Linked DNA regions of Mus musculus: region 1 is linked to region 2. The links are chromatin loops, found by intact Hi-C in ENCODE. Cell type or tissue: gastrocnemius. All regions are shown on one strand. Each heading gives the region's core, and the rest is flanking DNA. Links, peaks and the distances in the headings are about the cores only. Region 1 overlaps Fbln5 (fibulin 5). Region 2 holds the start of Fbln5 (fibulin 5).

What was found. A loop is a pair of places that touch in the nucleus more often than their neighbours do. Peaks named below come from ENCODE experiments on the same cell type or tissue, not always from the same donor. Only the 100,000 strongest peaks of a DNase experiment are listed, where the experiment ranks them.
Region 1: a loop joins it to region 2, with 2.5 times the contacts of the local background. A loop is called at or near these places in 2 of 42 quality-filtered maps.

What each region holds. Positions count from the first base shown.
Region 1 is chr12:101,759,041-101,767,375 of GRCm38, forward strand. It overlaps Fbln5 (fibulin 5), which reads right to left. Exons shown (of 11, transcript NM_011812.4): 7 at 6,116-6,235; 8 at 2,762-2,884; 9 at 1,661-1,787. Among named protein-coding and RNA genes, the nearest start is that of Tc2n, 45 kb to the left of the region's middle. In gastrocnemius, for the core only: a CTCF peak has its summit at 3,145; no DNase peak of the experiment used is centred there; H3K27ac peaks cover 2,941 bases.
Region 2 is chr12:101,813,025-101,821,359 of GRCm38, forward strand. Fbln5 (fibulin 5) reads right to left here and starts at 6,095. Exons shown (of 11, transcript NM_011812.4): 1 at 5,710-6,095; 2 at 1,518-1,572. The coding sequence starts at 5,726. In gastrocnemius, for the core only: a CTCF peak has its summit at 4,006 (motif pointing right); DNase peaks (open chromatin) are centred at 1,606, 4,682, 5,834 and 6,084; H3K4me3 peaks cover 3,201 bases; H3K27ac peaks cover 2,692 bases.

The DNA of each region.
Region 1 (8,335 bases), core at 58-8,057, 54 kb before region 2:
AGACTTTTGGTGGTCTCAGGAAGCCCATATAGCCAGAAATGAGCACAAATTGGACTGTAGAAGGATTTCTGGTGGTTAGATAAAAGCAAGCATTCCTCTGGAACTTGTGGAACAGGTTTTCTGTCCCCAAAAGGAGTCCCTCCCTGAAGCTTTGCCTTCTCTGCAGGATATGTCCACCCTCTGGTCACACTCTCTCATGCTTTCTCCTGCTCTCTCACTAGCTCTTGCTACCTCCACTTCTTTCTCCCACTCTGGCTTCCCTTGCCCTGGCTATGTCCAATCTGTTTCTCTTTCTCTCTGCTCTGGGCTCTTCCAGTTGTCACTGGATATGTTCTTCCTCTTAGGGTAAAAGCCTTGCCCCATAATGGAGCTGCTATGCTGGCAGTTTCTTTACTGTACCTTCTCCCACATGCCATTAAGCTACAGTGCCCAGCACAAAACAGAGCACCACTAATAGTTAACAAGCAAAAGACTACAGAGAATCATCAAAGTATCATGTTGTTAAGACTGCAACTGAGCGAGCAGCCAAGTCAAAATAGCCCTGATGCCAAAATGATCACATTAAAATGTCACATGTCAGAGAGAAAATAATTGTTTCCTAAAAGAAAATTGGAAAGGGGAGTGATGGCTCCCAGCTGAAGAGGATCGTGAACAGCTGGGAGAGGGGCACTGAGTAGAGAACTGAAAGATGGAGTTGGTCTGGCCACGAGGAGATGAAAGAAATGCCTTCCATCTGGGAGGAAGTATATGCACAAACTCGGGGAGGCTGGGCCCACTGGGTGTTGGTCAAGGTGAGAACACACCTTGTTCCAGCTGGCAGTGCTCCTGTACAGGACTCCTGAGCAGACAAGGAGCTGGAAGCAGATGGCCATCACGTGGCTCTGGGGCTTAGAAGGAGGAAGTTACCAAGCTTTTTCAGGGCAGAGGTTTCACTAGTAGCATCTGATCAAGCCTGCCAGTTGGACAACATCAGTTCCCGAACCAGAGAGACCCAAACATGGAGAGTGGTTTAGTGCTCTATTGGGCTACTTGGGGATCTGGAATCAGAAACTGGGAGGTCCCTGTTCTAAAGAATTTCTAGGAAGTACTACTTATAGCAACACATGACAACACCTCTCAAGGAGCCCCCAGGCCTGACTTTGTCCTCATCTTTGGTCCATTTTTTTTTTAAATCACAGCAGGAATTTTACTTGTAAGCCCCGAATCTTCTTTGAGAGAAGAATGGGATGGCTGTGGCTGATCCAGTCCTTCATCTCCACTGTGAGGGTTTGCAGTTGCTGAGGGGAGGGGGCTCATAGCTGACGGTAGAAAGGAGGGAAGGTGTACATGTCTGTGCTGTATGCTGTGCACGTATGCTTTCCATGCAGGATGAGGAACAGAGATGGGCCAGCAGCGGGGGTAAGGGGAAAGAAAAGAAACACAGAGGACTCCAGGCCTGCAAAACACATCCCAGTAAAATCAAATGGTTGAAGTTATCTTCTCAATGTTATTACTAGCCATGTGATGATTTAGTAATTGGTCTGCCTTTAGGACTTCAGAAACTTGACTAGAGCAGATCTCCTGACTCCTTGGCTCAGGAAAGCTCCTTGATAAGATACTGACAGTCTCCTGAGCCAGGTCCCCATTCCCTTCCACTTCCCAAGGATTAGCCTTGGCTTACTTTTCACCAATCAGCAGATAAGGCTCCTCACAGCTGATGGGATCAATACATTTGAAGCCCCCTTGTAGATTGTAGCAAGTCTGCAGTGAGGTACACGTGTGGTTTCGGTGCTCACATTCATTGATATCTGAAATGCAGGGTAGAGGAGAAGCATGGTGTTAGCCCTGGACCAGCTATGTGGGGGAGGGGGAGGATAAGAGTGAGAGCCACTTGCATCTTGTCATCCAATATGGCAGCCATTGGTTCCACACAGTTATTGGGCACTCAAAACATGGGCAGTGAAAATTGAGATGTGCTTGTAACAGGAAATAGACACAAGATCTCTATGCTTCAGTAAAAAGAATTTATAGCATCTTATCAGCAACTTTTATATTGAGTATATATTAAAACTATAAAATGTTTGGACTCATGGCTTTAAACAAAATATAGCATTAAAACTGACTAGATCTATTTGTCTATATTATTTTTCGTGTGGCTAGTAGATTAGGTAAGCCAAAAAGCCCACGTTCATAGTAATTTGAGTGACGTTTCTGATGTCTGTCACCACCATGGATAATTCTTACATGTTGTTGGGAATAAGGTTAATAAAGGGGCAGTCATTCTGCAAGGGATCAAGTGCAGGACTGTCAATCTCAAGAAGGCTTAGCCATTTTGTATTCAGGGTCTGGACCCTGTGAGGAACCCCAGTATTCAATCTCTAGGAAGTCAGAGAGAGCCAGCTAGACAAGCTGCCTTCAAGGCAACACGAGAAAGCCGACACTCAGTGGGACCTAGCTAAAAGAGGCCTTGGTTAGGGCCAAAGTAGTCATTCTTGGGGTTGCAGAGGTCGATCTGCCTGGCAAGATAGAAACCATCCCTCAGAAAGTGCCACCTACCTCTACAGAGGTCATTGTACAGACACATGTAACTACCCCCCTCTCCTGGCCAGAGGACAGGCTACTCAGAGAGAAGAGAAAGATATCCACTCAGACATCCTTCCCAGATCTTCCAGGCCCAACCACACCCAACTCTGCCATCTTCCTGAAGCAACAAGATTCCACAGGAGGATACATCCAGATGACCACCTGAGTCAGCTCCACCAGTCCCTGTGGGCAGTCTTACCCTGGCAGCTTCGGTTATCATCCAACAGGACGTAGCCTGGAGGGCACGAGCAGAAGTATGAGCCCGGCTGGTTCACACACTCGTGTTGACAGAGGAACTCGGAGAAGCTGCACTCGTCCATATCTGAGAGTAACAAGGTATAGCTGTTGGTTATTTTCACCGACTACCTCTCTTCCCTAAGAGACAATGACTTCAAGGCTACGAGGTTGCCAACTTACTTCTTGACCACATCTACCGATGGTGAGCTTACTCCCTGTATTTGAGTCAAGGAGCAGAGCGGGTACAATGCCTCTGGTGGCCTGGCTGCCTCAGATGTTCCTTAGAACAAGAGATACAGCAGCAGCTAGCTAGCCTGGAACCATCCTGCAGAGGAGGGCAGGGGGCAGCACTGTCCCAACAATGCTACCATTACTCTGCATAGACCTTGGCAGCTGACATAGGAGCAGGCATTCCAGAAAAGCCAATTCTTGATCACACACAGAATTTGGCAATACAGGCCCCATTTGCGCCTCATTTGACAGGCACGCCAAAGAAAACATGTTTTTCTTGCATTTGTTGTTTCCCAAAAACTTGCTTTCCCTGGTTCCCATGTGGCATGTCCTCTGACTACTCTGTAACTCACAGACCACTGACGGCTCAGATCAACCCCGAGAGTGTTGGCATGAAGGAGACTGCCGCTTTGTCTTTGAAGAACCCACATATCGCATGACTAATGTTTTCTTTACCCAAGAAGGGAACCTCTCCCCATTTTTCTGAGCTGTCTCTTGCCCATGGGTGAAGAGTCGGTGGATTTAGGATGTAATTCACTAACTGGAGTTAGCATGCTCCAGTATTATCCAATCCTCAGCCAGCTTTGCAGAGAAATCTGGGGGTCCCCAGCTCCACTCCATCGTGACATGTCACCAATCGTTTCTGTGTAGTTTGCGGGTTTCATTAACTCCTTTATGAGATGTCAGTAGTGATATCTATCAATTCCCAAGGCCTACTGTGTATCAACCACCACATTAAATGTTCAACATGTCTCATATTTAATCTCTACCTCAACCCTGAGAAGAAGGTGTTATGACTATTTGAATTAAAAGATTTTTTTTTTTTAAATGAGGCTCACAGGATTTCGGCAACTAGACCAAGTTCATAGATCAAATGATTAAATAGGAGATCATGGATCTGAATGTGGAGCCTCAGAGCAACTCTGATGCACTTGATGAGGTAACATCCCCTGAGTAACAGCTGCTCAGGATCTAAAATCATCGGATCTGGGAGTGCCAATGTGCGAGGAGAAATACCCCAGCAAAGTTAGCTTCAGTGTAGGATAGGAAGGAAAAGCCCAACCTACCTCCTACTGGATGAAGGAGGGTCCCTGACTCACTACACTCTAGTTTGTCTTAATATCTGCAATTCCAGAAATCCCAGAAAGTTTTTTTCCCCACAAAGGCCTGTAGCTCCACCCTCCACTGAAAAGCTGAAATAGAAGCCAGGTGTCTGGCAGGGAGTACACATCAGGCCATTGCCATTCCTCCGTGTGAAACCCTATCTCATTTCTAGGATCAGCATGGCTTAGCAAATCCCGGGAGGACACAGGGACAAGGGATCTGGTGCTGCAAAGAGGGACTACCCCAGCTTTGAGAGCCAACTAAGAATGACAGTGCCCCAGTATCTAGGATAAAGTGCACAAAACACAGTCCCTAGGACACTTCTAGCTGTCTACAAGGCCTGCTGAGACCAGGGTTCCCAGTAAAGTTGGTAGAACGTGTTATTCAGTGACCATGGAGAATAAATAGGTCATTTAGGATCAAAAGAGAAATTCTGCCAAACTAGAAAGGATTTGAGCTCCTCGTGAAGTCCAAAGTCTCTAATACTTAGGGAAAACTCACTAAGTGACCATAGCATTGAGGAACACCAATTTGTCTTTACAACCACTCCATGTTATTTAACAGGGAAGAAACCAAGGCCTGAAAAACTCCATGGGAAGAAGTGATGACTAACAGAGGCAGAGTTTGAACCCAGATCCATCTAGCTCCAGAGTCCCTACCTCAAGACCCTGACAGTGGTCAATAAACATCTATGGGATTTCAGGTAATTTCAGAGAAAGTACTAATCCCATCCCATAATGCAAAGCTTTCCACATCCCTCAGTTCTTTGGCCCAGACTCTCTAAGGAGTGCCATAAAGGAAGTAGAAACAGAGGAAGAAAGGGGCCTTTCATGCCCTTGGATATTTTAGTTCTGTATGTGGGGCTGGTATTTAATCAGGCTGAGGCTCTGTAACTGCTTGCTGTGACTCTGAGGGTGGCCTGGCCCTGGGGAGAGGTAGCCATTTGTTTCTGAGAACTCTGTCCCTAGAACATTCCAGTCCCAAGAGAAGCTAGTAAACAAGTCTCATTCACAGCCTCTGTGTGTCCCTGTTATGGTGAAACTCAAGATTGGGTCTCTTTCCATTCTGCTGGATAATTTTCACACCTAGAGCACTGCCTGCTTTTATTTTGAAAAATCACAGGAAACATTATTAATGTGAGCTGAGCTAATTTACAATTGCAGAGGACATTAAAGCTGGTGGGATGATCTTACCTTTAACAAAAAATTTACAAAGAATGGGGGGACAGACAGACACAGAGACAAACAAATGAGCCCACCGATCTGTGTTGTATGGGATGCTACAGACAAAATGTAAATGAAATGTGTTTCTTACTTTCAAAAAGTTCTAACTTCCATGATCGTTTTCTGACTATCTAGGAATTTAACTTTCTGGGAGAAAAAAAAAAAAAAAAGAATTACAACGGACTCAAGAAACTAGCCTGAGAAGAGAATAACAGCACCTGGGCTTGGATGGAATTTATTTAAATTTCATGTTCATTTCATTTAAATTTAATGCTCACTGTGCACCAGGCCTAGTGCTGGACCATGATTATTTGATGACATTCCCAAAGTATGTGCATGCATATGTATAGTTTATTTACTCAATGTCCTTCTAACATAGTAGCAAAATCAATTACCCCTAAATCACAGTCCTCCATAAATATCATCTATACCATTTTCAGGTTTTAGGCCAGTGCTGGCAAAGGATAGGAAACTCTCAGATCAACTGGCAAAACTGAGTGAGTTCTTGCTCTCACCAACTCCATCCCAGATCCAAACACTGGCTTCTCATTAAAGTCAGATGACCAGGAAGGTAAGACTGAACTCCACGTCTCAGGAAGTGACTCATCTTTGTTCTGTGTGGTTATGTTCCCATGACACTGGGAAATGTCTCCAGCTAGACACACAACCAGGAAACCAGAGGAAACACCTGTGATAAATCCCTTGCCCCAGCCCCGGATCTCTGAACAGGTGGACAGCTCCAATGCCCAGCCCATTACCACTGCAGTGAATGCCATCTTCCTCAAGTTCATATCCTGGGTCACAGCGGCAGATGAAAGAGCCATAGGTGTTGACACAGGTCTGAACACAGGGATTCTCAGTTTCGCACTCGTTCACATCTGTACAAAACCAAAGTGCATCACTATTAGTGTGACAAAAGAAAACAAACAAGCAAACAAACAACCACACACACACAAAGCAGAAACATGAATTGGCAGCAAAATCTATCACCAAGAGCCCAGCTTCCTAGGTGCCAAGGATCCCCCACCGAGGACCTATCAGACCATGATCTCATGTTCTGTGAGACTATATTAACTGTCAATTTACAGGATCCAGATGAGCCTTCAGGCACACCTATAAAGAATGTAGCCTCTGGCCATGCCTGAGAGTTATTTTGTTGAGTAATTTACTGATGTGGGCAGCACCATCCCCTGCACTGAGTACACGGAGAAAGTGAGCAAGAACTAGGTTTCACCACTCTCTGCTCCATGTGGGTGCCATGTGACCAGGTGCCTCCTCCTGCTGTGGCCTAGACATGATGGTGGCCTTCTGTCTTGAACCATAAGTCCTTTGTCTTTTAAGTTGCTCTGTCAGGATGCTTTATTACAACCACAAGGAAAGCAACTAGGACCATCCCCAACAGGTACCCTGAAGATCGAGAGCCTCTGTATGCAGTCCCTTCTAGAGTGGCAAGCCAGAAGGGAGATGAAGATGTCACACACTGCATCTATGTGTATGTACACTTGTACCTACCAGGAAGCCTGCTCTCCCAGACTCACCCACAGAATTCCCAGGCAGAACCCACTCTTTCCCATCTCTGATTTGCTCCTCTCTTCACTCTCGCTGACTTGTGTCAGCTAAACAATCGCAGCAATTCTGCGAATATGTTTGTTATGAATAAATAACCTCACCGGTTATTCTTGTAGCAATTCTGCTTTCAGACCATTGCCCCTCCCCCATTCTTCATGTTCCATAGGGAAAGGAAAGGATTACAAAGAGGACAAAGAGTAATGGCAGATCCCTCCTCCTCAGTGCAGTGATGGGTTCATGTGGTATACTGTGTATCAATTACACATCAGCAGAGCTATTTTCATACTTCTGAACATTAAGAGACTTGCCCCCAATTCACATGCCAACAAGGGCCTGGTGAGAACTACAGCATGAGTTAGGAATCCCTTCAAAATCCACAGGACTCATTTTGTATAGTTCATTGAGGTAGGGGACAGAGGGAAGGAGATCTTTCTGATGCTGGCATCAACTGACCCTTGGCAAGTACCCCCTCCCACATGTCACATGCCTCTGGTGGCAGTTCTAGTTAAGAGACTTTTTCTCCACTTCACAAGTCCAGTTAAGCCTCTTAAGGCTCTGAAAAGAGCTTTGAATGTTCTCAGAAGTAAAGGCCTTTGTGGTAAGCAGCTTTTGAGGGGCCTCATATAGGGGAAGGCTAATTCCATGCCCACAAAGTGCCTGCTTCCTGCCAACTCTGGAGCCCTAAGAGGAAAAACAAACAAATGAACAGCCATGTAGGAAGGGTCTGGTGAGATACCGGGCTGCTCTGGTGCCCACGCACCCAGCACTCATGAGAGACTGGGCATTTCTCCATCCAGACAGGGGCGGGACTGGGCAGGAGTATGTCCCTAGTGCACTAAGCCACATACCAGTTTAGATAGGCCAATGTTGCTGCACTTTGGGGCTGGTGTCCTCAGTTTCTGGCCAGACATTTGCCAATTGGTGAAAAATGAGCTCAATGCTGCTTCTATCGCTCAAAACTACTTTTGATAGAACAGAAAGGGTTAAACCCCTTGCACCCTCACGGCCTCTCTCTGCCAGATTTTCCAGTGGTTACTTCTGAATCCCAAGGGCCTGGACCTGAGGCAACAGCTCGGTCTGAAAAGCGCTTGTTGTGTTAGCATGAGGAACTGAGTTCAGATCTCCAGCACTGTGTAAAATGCCAGGCATGGTTGCATGAGCTATGGCCAGAGCTAGAGGGGTGGAGAGCAGAGGATTCACGGGGGTTACTGGCCAGCAGCCTGAATCCTGAGGGCAAGGTTCCCCAACTGATTCACTGAGCCCTTGGCCTTCCTCTCAACTCTGCCACAATCAAGCCACCTGACTCTGACCAAGTGGCTTCACCTTTGTGAGAGTTGGTTTCTTTATCTGTGGATCATGACCACAAACACTCCTGTCTATAAGACTATTGATGGGGCCAGTGAGGTTTG
Region 2 (8,335 bases), core at 23-8,022:
GGTACACCTGTCACCAGGCCCCTCCTCCAGCCTCAAGGCCAGGCTTCCCTGAGCCATGGGGTGATTTGTGAGCCTGGCCTGTGCTACTGCTGAGAGTTCCAAGCCTTAGAGCCTCAGGACAAAGGACCCAGAAGAAGCAGGAGTCTATACCACAGACCCCAGGAGATCAGGTTTCAGTCCTGTTCTCGACCTCAGTGCTGGGACAGAATGGGCTCAAGCCACTTGTTTACCTGGTTTCTAATTCTCACTAGAGTCCTTACTTCTCCTCATCCTTCCCTTTGCCTCAGTTTCTCTATCTATAAAATGGGGTACTGTTACTTAGTTTTAAGTAGTTACAAAGAGGAACTATGTTACTATAAATGCCTATACTAATTACCTTTATCTATGACCACTATCTGCTTCAGGACTAGATGTCTTTGTCTATAACTCTTGGGACTAGATTACAGGATGCCAAGGTCCCTCTGAGATCTAAAATTCTTATACATTCCTCTCAAATCCTTCCTGTCTCCAATGGTCTGAGTGTGTCTAATGGCCTTTGGACGTACTTCACAGCTCTTCCCCCTGTTCCACCCCAGCATAGTTTTCTCAGTGCTAGGTATGAAACTTATAGCCTTATGCATGATGGGCAGGCGCCTACCCTTCCTCACCTGCAGCCCTCGGCCTTACTCAGAAATGAGGCTGTCTTTATTTTCTCTCCATGAGAAGGGCCACACAGAAGGGCCTCTCTGAGCCATCTAGAACAGTGTTTCTCAGCCTTTGTAACGCTGCGACCCTTTAATAAAATTCCTCACGTTGTAGTGACCCCCAACCATAAAATTACTTCATTGCTACTTCATAACTATCATTTTGCCACTGGTATGTATTGTGATGTAAAAATCTGTGCTTTCTGATAGTCTTAGGTGACCCCTGTGAAAGGGTTGTTCGACCCCACCCACAAAGGGATTGAGAACTGGTTGCAATCCACAGGTTGAGAACCACCAATCTAGAGGAACCCTACCATATTACTTGGGGCTGACACACCTAGCACAACCCTCCCTATAACTTTAAAAATGAGATATTGCCCCTTGCACACTCCTCCCAGGTGAATGGATACCCCCCACGCCCCCCCCCCAGCTCCAGATAACCAACCTTCTCCTTCCTATCTCTTTCACTGGGCATTGTATGGCTGTAAACACACACTGACCTAGCCGTGGGGGCCTTTTGTAAGCATCCTGGGTGGAGAACTCCCTGACCAGAAGCACCACATTGAACTACCATTTAAGTTAGTGAGTTTCCCTGAGGGACACCAAGGTTTGGAGCCAGGATGCTGAGATCCAATTCCAACCTTGCCACTTGAAACCTATATCACCCTGGGCCAACCTCCATCTCTTAGAGCCTTCACTATGATATGTTTGTATGGAGGGTAGTAAGTGAACTGCAGAGTACCTCCCATTCCCATAACCCTGGGACCCTAAAATGCATGGCTGGACACTCTCCCCTAGCTTTGTGACATGCTCCTGGACAACTTGAAGCCTTACCTGTGCATTCCCAGGATGTGGAAGCCAGAGTGCCAAGATGGTAACAGTGAGTATCCTGTGGGCAGTGAAAATCAGAGTGAGTGCCAAGGGATGCTCATGGCCAGGAAACCTGGACCTCCTGCTACCTGGCATTTAGTTGGTGGTTTTACCATATGCTTGCAAGCGAATAGGGCACACTCAGCAGAGCCCAAGAGCGCTTCCAGCCCTCTACTCTAACCCCACAAGAGGCAGCCTCCTCACACTTGCTTCATGTGTTGGGATAGTGAGTTAGGTCACATGTTTTGCTGCTTAGGGACAAAAATCCAAAGACCCACAGTCTGTGGCATCAACCAGTTGTCTTGGTCTTTTATCATTCTGCACAGAGACCACCTGAGTCAAACATTATTCTGACCTGACTGCAGAGCCAAGAGCCTCTGTGTCTTCAATCCATGAAAGCAAGAATGTGAGAGGCTCTGTGTTTGCAGGAAGTCACTTAACCAGAACGTGGAGCCCTCAGTCCACACATGTGAGAACCTGGGCTTGAATGGTCCAAGAACCCAGGGTCCACCCTAGCACGTGGCTCGTGAGAACTGCCATCCCAGGGGATGGAAGTCTGAGGAGCCAGTGTGAGAAAGGCAGTGGGTAACAGCAGGAAATGCCTTAACACCCTGGCCCAGCCAACGTGGCCACCCACAAGCAAGTAAATATCTTTGCCTGTGGGTGATTTGGTTCTTTGCTGTGGCCAACGTTTTGTCTGGTGAAACTGTGGTCACCAGTATGCTTTAAAACTGCGAAGTCTATACCACTCACATCCATTAAGATGGCTATTTGTGCAGCATGCATGGACCTGTGTGTTGAACATGTTGGAGCATGTGTGTAAGTGCATATTTACATGTCTGTGTATTCCTATGGGGGCCAGAGGTTGGCAGCAAGTATGCTCCTCAGTCATTCTTTACCTTATACATCGAAGCAGGGTCACTCACTTGTACCCAGAGCAAGCAAACACTCATACACATTAAATAAATTCTTCATCTTAGAAAAATGCAAGACAGAAAACAGCAGGTCTAGGAAGAATGTAGAGAGACCACAGCTCCGGTGCACTACTGGAGGTAAAACTGATGCAGCTGTGTGGTGTCCTCACCTGCGATCCAGCAGACCCACTCCAGAGTGCACTCCCCGGGGAACTGAGTCAAAGACCAGACATAAGTATATATGCACAGGCATGCTCATAGCCGCATTTTTTTTTTTACGATAACCAAAAGGTGGGTACAATCCAAATGTTCGTGTATGAATAGCTAAACAAAATGTGTCCCCCTCCTCTCTCACACACATCACACACACACACACACACACACACACACACACACCAACAATATTATTCAGACTTAAACTCAAAAGTTGGACACGATACAATGTGGAAAGCTAGACACATTGCTATGTGCTTGTAATCCTAGCTGCTCCCAAAGGTTAAAGTGCAAAGGTCACTGGAACTCAGGAGTTCAAAGTCAGCCTGGTAATAAAGCAGAAAGAGAGAACCAGCTTTTCAAAGTTGTCCTCTGGCCGCCATTAGTGGACAGCACCGCATGCTCTCCCACGTCAGTAAATAAATGTAATTAAAATATAACAAAACAAAACAAAATAAGAGCAATAGCACTGGTGATCCACGGGGTGTCATAGTGAGATGAGTCACACACACACAAACACATAGATTTCAACTTAGATCAGGTACCCCACAGTTTTCAGACTCAGAAAGAAAAATGGTGGTTCTGGGAGTTGTGAGCTTCTGGGCAGGGAGGGGGTGTTTAACAGGTACAGAATTTCTGTAATTTTTTTTTTTTTTGGTGGCTTGGGTGTATTTTTTGGTTTTTTGGTTTTTTAGTTTTTCTTTTTCGAAACAAGGTCTCATTCTGTAGCCCAGGCTAACCTGCAACTTACAATATGGCCCAGGTTGTCCTCAGACTTGTGGCAATTGTACCTCGGCTTCCTGAGTACTGGGATTCCAAGACAGACATTTTAGCCAACCTTTTTGCTTTGTTTTGTTTTGTTGTTTTATTTAAGACGGGGCCTCATGTAGTCCAGGCTAGCCTCAAACTAGCAAACTTAGCTCAGAACTCTTGATTCTCCTGCCTCTACCCCTCAAATGCTGGGGTTACAGGTGTGCACCATACAACATGGAGTATGGTACAAGAGCTGTTTTGCAGGTTAAAGAGTCATGGAGCCTAGGTATATAGCCAAATGAGCAGATGCAACACTACTGACCTGGGCACCTAGAGCAGGAAAGATGGAAGACAACGTGAAGCCTGTGCTGATGATCCAGTCTGTAACCACACTCTCCAGGTCACTAGCATCTATCCAAGCAACTACAGCTTGCAGCCTAGATACTGGGCAGGAGAGCCACAGAGCTGTGACCCAGCTGCCAGCCACCTGAGCTGGCTGCTTTGTGGCATGGGCCGGGAGTGTAGATTCGCTTTGATAAGAATGTCAAGAGTCAACAGAGAAAGCTTCCTGAAGGGGGCGATCTTGACTGTTTCTCAGCATGGCTATGAGCCTGGGGACCTGGTTGGAGCCTGAGGCTTATCATTACCCACCTAGCACCATGACTCTGTAGTCCCCAGGGCCTTTTCAGAATGAGTGCTCAAGAAATTCCAAGCTCATTCACATCCCTGACCCACAGCGCAGGAGAAATAGCAGTAGGTATGTAGAGGACACAGAGGGAAGGTAGCACCCAGGCACCCAGGCAAAACTGAGCCCGATGTGGTACTGGAAGATGCAAACCCACTTCCTTCACGGAGTCCCAGATCCAATCCTGAGTAGACAGGTTTCCATTTCATCTAACTGCCTATGTGAGCCAGGTTCTCCAACACTGGAGACAGCTCTGACCTTATAAAGTGCAGAGCCAAATCCCTGGGCTTTTTTTTATATTTGCAAGAGCCAGACTTTATATCTGGAAGGAATAAGAGAACAATAACAAATTTATTTTCCAGTCTGTAGATTATGAATTTCAATGTTTTCCTGTTTCTTCTCATGAAGTTTCCTTTCAGGTGGTTATAAAATCCCGTCTCGTTTATGTTGGAGACAGAGCAGCTTGACTGTATGCAGTACAGTTTGAGAGAGACTGGAAAAGGCATGCTAACCCTACCGGCTTCTCCCCCTACCCCACTCCCCATTCCTTTTGGCGAAAGCCAGACCAGGGCTGGCCAGCTCCAAGCCCAGCCTCCTGGAAGAGCTATGGCTGGGTCCTGGGGGCCAAATAATCTCTAGGCTAACAGAGAAGCTTTCCAGAAAGAAATCATACCAAAATTGAAGTATAATTAATACTGGGGAGGAGAAACTGTCTCAACCCTTTTCTTTTGAATCTGGGTCCACCATCCAAAAGAGGAGGAGGAGGAGGAGGAGGAGGAGGAGGAGGAGGAGGAGGAGGAGGACAGACCCTCCAACTGTCTGTCAGTGACAGACATTGCTGGTCAGAGATGTGGGATGGTAATATTAACTATGGCTTACCATAATGAGGCTCGGTTTGTATTCGCATGCATGCACCCCTCCCACATGCAAACACACACAGAGAAAGTGTGTAGATCTATGCAGGGCAGCTATATTTTCAAGAGACACTGGAGAAAGGGAGAACAGATGTCATCCTTAAACTTCCTCAAGGCTCAAGGATTACTTGACTGGAATTGCAATTTCCGCAAAGAACAGCAAAACATTTGCTTACATGCGTCTCTGTCTGCAGAGTCCACTGTGCATTGGCTCGAAACTTCTAGGTCCCATTCCCTCTGTAAATCACACACATAGAGCAAACGCAGACAGAAGTGTTCGGAGACTTCTGCTTGTCTCACAGCCGTTGCAGCAAAGCAATTGCTGGTGCCGTAGTCAGCAGTCTCCCAAATTTAAAAAACATGTAGTGTGATAGTTTATAAACTGCGCACAACGTTGCTGCCCTTTCCAAAAAGAAAGAGAAATGACCTAGAGAGGTTGTCTGCTGCCTCTCTCGAGATGCTGACTCCTGACGCTGTTAGAAAAATCCCCACTCCCAAACGAAGACTTTGAGATGGGCGCAGCTTTTTGTAATTAACAGGGTCATTGCATCACTAGCTAAAAGTCTTTTCCAGTGCCCTGACACAGGCGGAATCTCAGCCATAGCTATTTTCCACCCATCAGGTCTGGAGTTAGGTTTCTCAAGCCTGGAGACAGTTCCTGGCGCCTTCCAACCTACCTTTTTAATCCTGGCATATCCAAGATGCGCGGGAGGAGAAGCGACGCGAGGAAGGCAGGCTCTGCGGTGGGACTGGGGCGGCTTGGTTCCGGAGGGGCCGAGCGGGCAGCGCGGAGGGCCGGGACAGTGCCGGGTGCTGGGAGCCACTGCAGAGCCCTCGCCGCCGGCACCTGGTTTCGCTTAACCCCCTTCAGTAATTCAGCATTAAGCCAATTGGAGGAGGAATGTTAAAAATGAACACTTCATTTTCTAAGTATGTTAAACAATGCAAATGGGGCCTCGGTCTGGACACAGCTGGTTCAGATTACAGCGCTCACCAACTGGCTAGACTCCTCACAACAATCTTGGGGCGTCTGCCAGGGCCAAGTGCTCGGCGCTGGGAGGGGAGCCCGTCAGAGCGCGGGGCTGGGGGGCGCCCGGCCTCCCCAGGGCGGAGCGGGGCGCGTGCGAGGGGGCGTGTCATCAGGCTCTGTGGCAGCACGAACTTGAACTCACACCAAGGCGGCTTCACGGACGAAAGACGCGTGAGCAATTGGGAACCCGAGGCTTAAATCACGGGCTGGAACAAGCGTGGTACCCCTAAGCTGGGATGTGGGGGTAAGGGCGGACCAGGAAGAGCAAGCAATGGCTGAGAACTCTCCTTGGCCGCCCTCACCTCGTTATCCTTAGCTTGTTGTTGTTGTTGCTGCTGCTGTTGCTGTTTCTGGCCTTCAAAGTAGAAAGGTGATTTGTAAAAGTCAACAGCGAAAAGCCTAAAGAATGGTGGGCTACACTTGGGCCCTGGAAGCCCCGCCCCACTCCCTTTCGTTTCATAGCTCTGGAACCCTCTATCAAGTGCAAAAGTGCCAAAGACACTGCTCTCCAAAAGACACGACGACCAGACTGCTACACCGCAAGACCTTCCTTGCCTGAACCTTCTCTTGGACCCTCAACTGCCCGACCTACAGTTCAGAAAGCAAAGGGGCAGAGTCCCCCCCCCCCCCATATGCCTCTGTACAGTAGAAACTGGTTCAGTTTCCTTGGAGGTGGGAATAAAAGGGGTCGAGTGACTTCCCCACTGCCTCATGGCTCTCAGAGATGCCAGCGAGTCTCTGAAGCCTACATCCTATTCTTTTCTAACACTGTTTTAAGGAAACGGACTCTTACTCTAAAATCTCGTTAGACTGAACTAGAGCAGCCAGACTGCTGTTGATTCCGCTGAAGCTCAGAGGTCAACTGACCTGATTTATTTACTATGGGCGTATGAAATGGCTAAGAATAAACTACATTTAGGTTCATCTCCTTCATGAGATAGTACCTCCCGTCCATTGTTCTAGTAGCTAGGATTATAAAAACCCTTCAAGTCCACCAGTTCTGCACTAAAGGGGCGAAATAAAGAGAATTTCAGATTGGGAAATAAATGAGAGTAACCCATCAAAATAGCTAGACCTCTAAGTGTGCACCCTGGCCTGCTGCTCTGTCTAAAGCTCAAAGTCGGCAGTGACTGGGAGGGAGTACAAAAGAACCTCTCAAGTACCTGATGTAATTTCTGGCCAAGGCACTTCGTACAGTAAGGAACATAGACTTGAGTTTCATGATGTTGTGCTATAACATGTTTTAAAATGCTGAAGAGGCTCCTCACACACTGATATTGCAGGCTTTCTAATATACTTTATAGTTCTAATAGAATCTTGGTAGTCACATAGACCAATTTTATTAGATTAATATAAAAACTATGATTGTAGGGGCTGGAGAGATGGCTAAGAGCATTGGCTGCTCTTGCTGAGGACCTGGGTTCAAATTCCCAGCACCCACAAGGTGGCTCAAACCTGCTGATGACTTCAGTTCTAGGGGACCTGATTCCCTCTTCTGACATACATGCAGGCAAAATACCCATATACATAAAATTAAAACTTCAAAAAAAACCTTTAAAAATAGAAATAAATAAATAAATGTCTAGAACTTTGTAAAAGTACAAGACGTTAAGTGGGTTGAACATCAATCAAACCTTAAGTGTGTTGTACATCAGGTACCCAGGTGGGAAGGACTGGAGGAGCTAAGGGGGATTGCAACCCCATAGGAAGAACAACATCAGCTGGCTGGACCACCCAGTGCTCTCAGGGACTAAACCACCAACCAAGGAGTGTACAGAGAGGGATCCGTGGCTCCAGATACATAGGTAGCGGAGGATTGTCCTATCTGGCATCAATGGGAAGGGAGGTCCTTGTCCTGTGGATGTTTGATGCCCCAGTGTAGGGGGATGCTGGAGGGGTGAGGAGGGAGAGGATGGGGGGAGCACCCTCATAGAGGCAAAGGGAGGGAGAAGAGGGAGGTTGAGGGATGGGGGACTTGTGGAGGGGTAGCCGGGAAGTGGGATATCATTTGAGATGTAAGCGAATGGAATGATTAATCAGTAATAAAGAGAAATGGGTTATGGAGCTATCTGTGAAGCATGCTGTTAGTGCATTAGTGTTGTTAATCTCTCCCTGCACACAGTTTATAAGTTAACAGTGTCGTGGGTGTATAAGAACGGGCCCGCTACTGACTTTGGTGTCCAGCCTCCACTTTATCCTCAGTGTGTAAGTGATTGCTTGAACATGCTAGGGAAGAGCTCTACCACTGAGCTACATCCCCAGCCCGCAGCCTG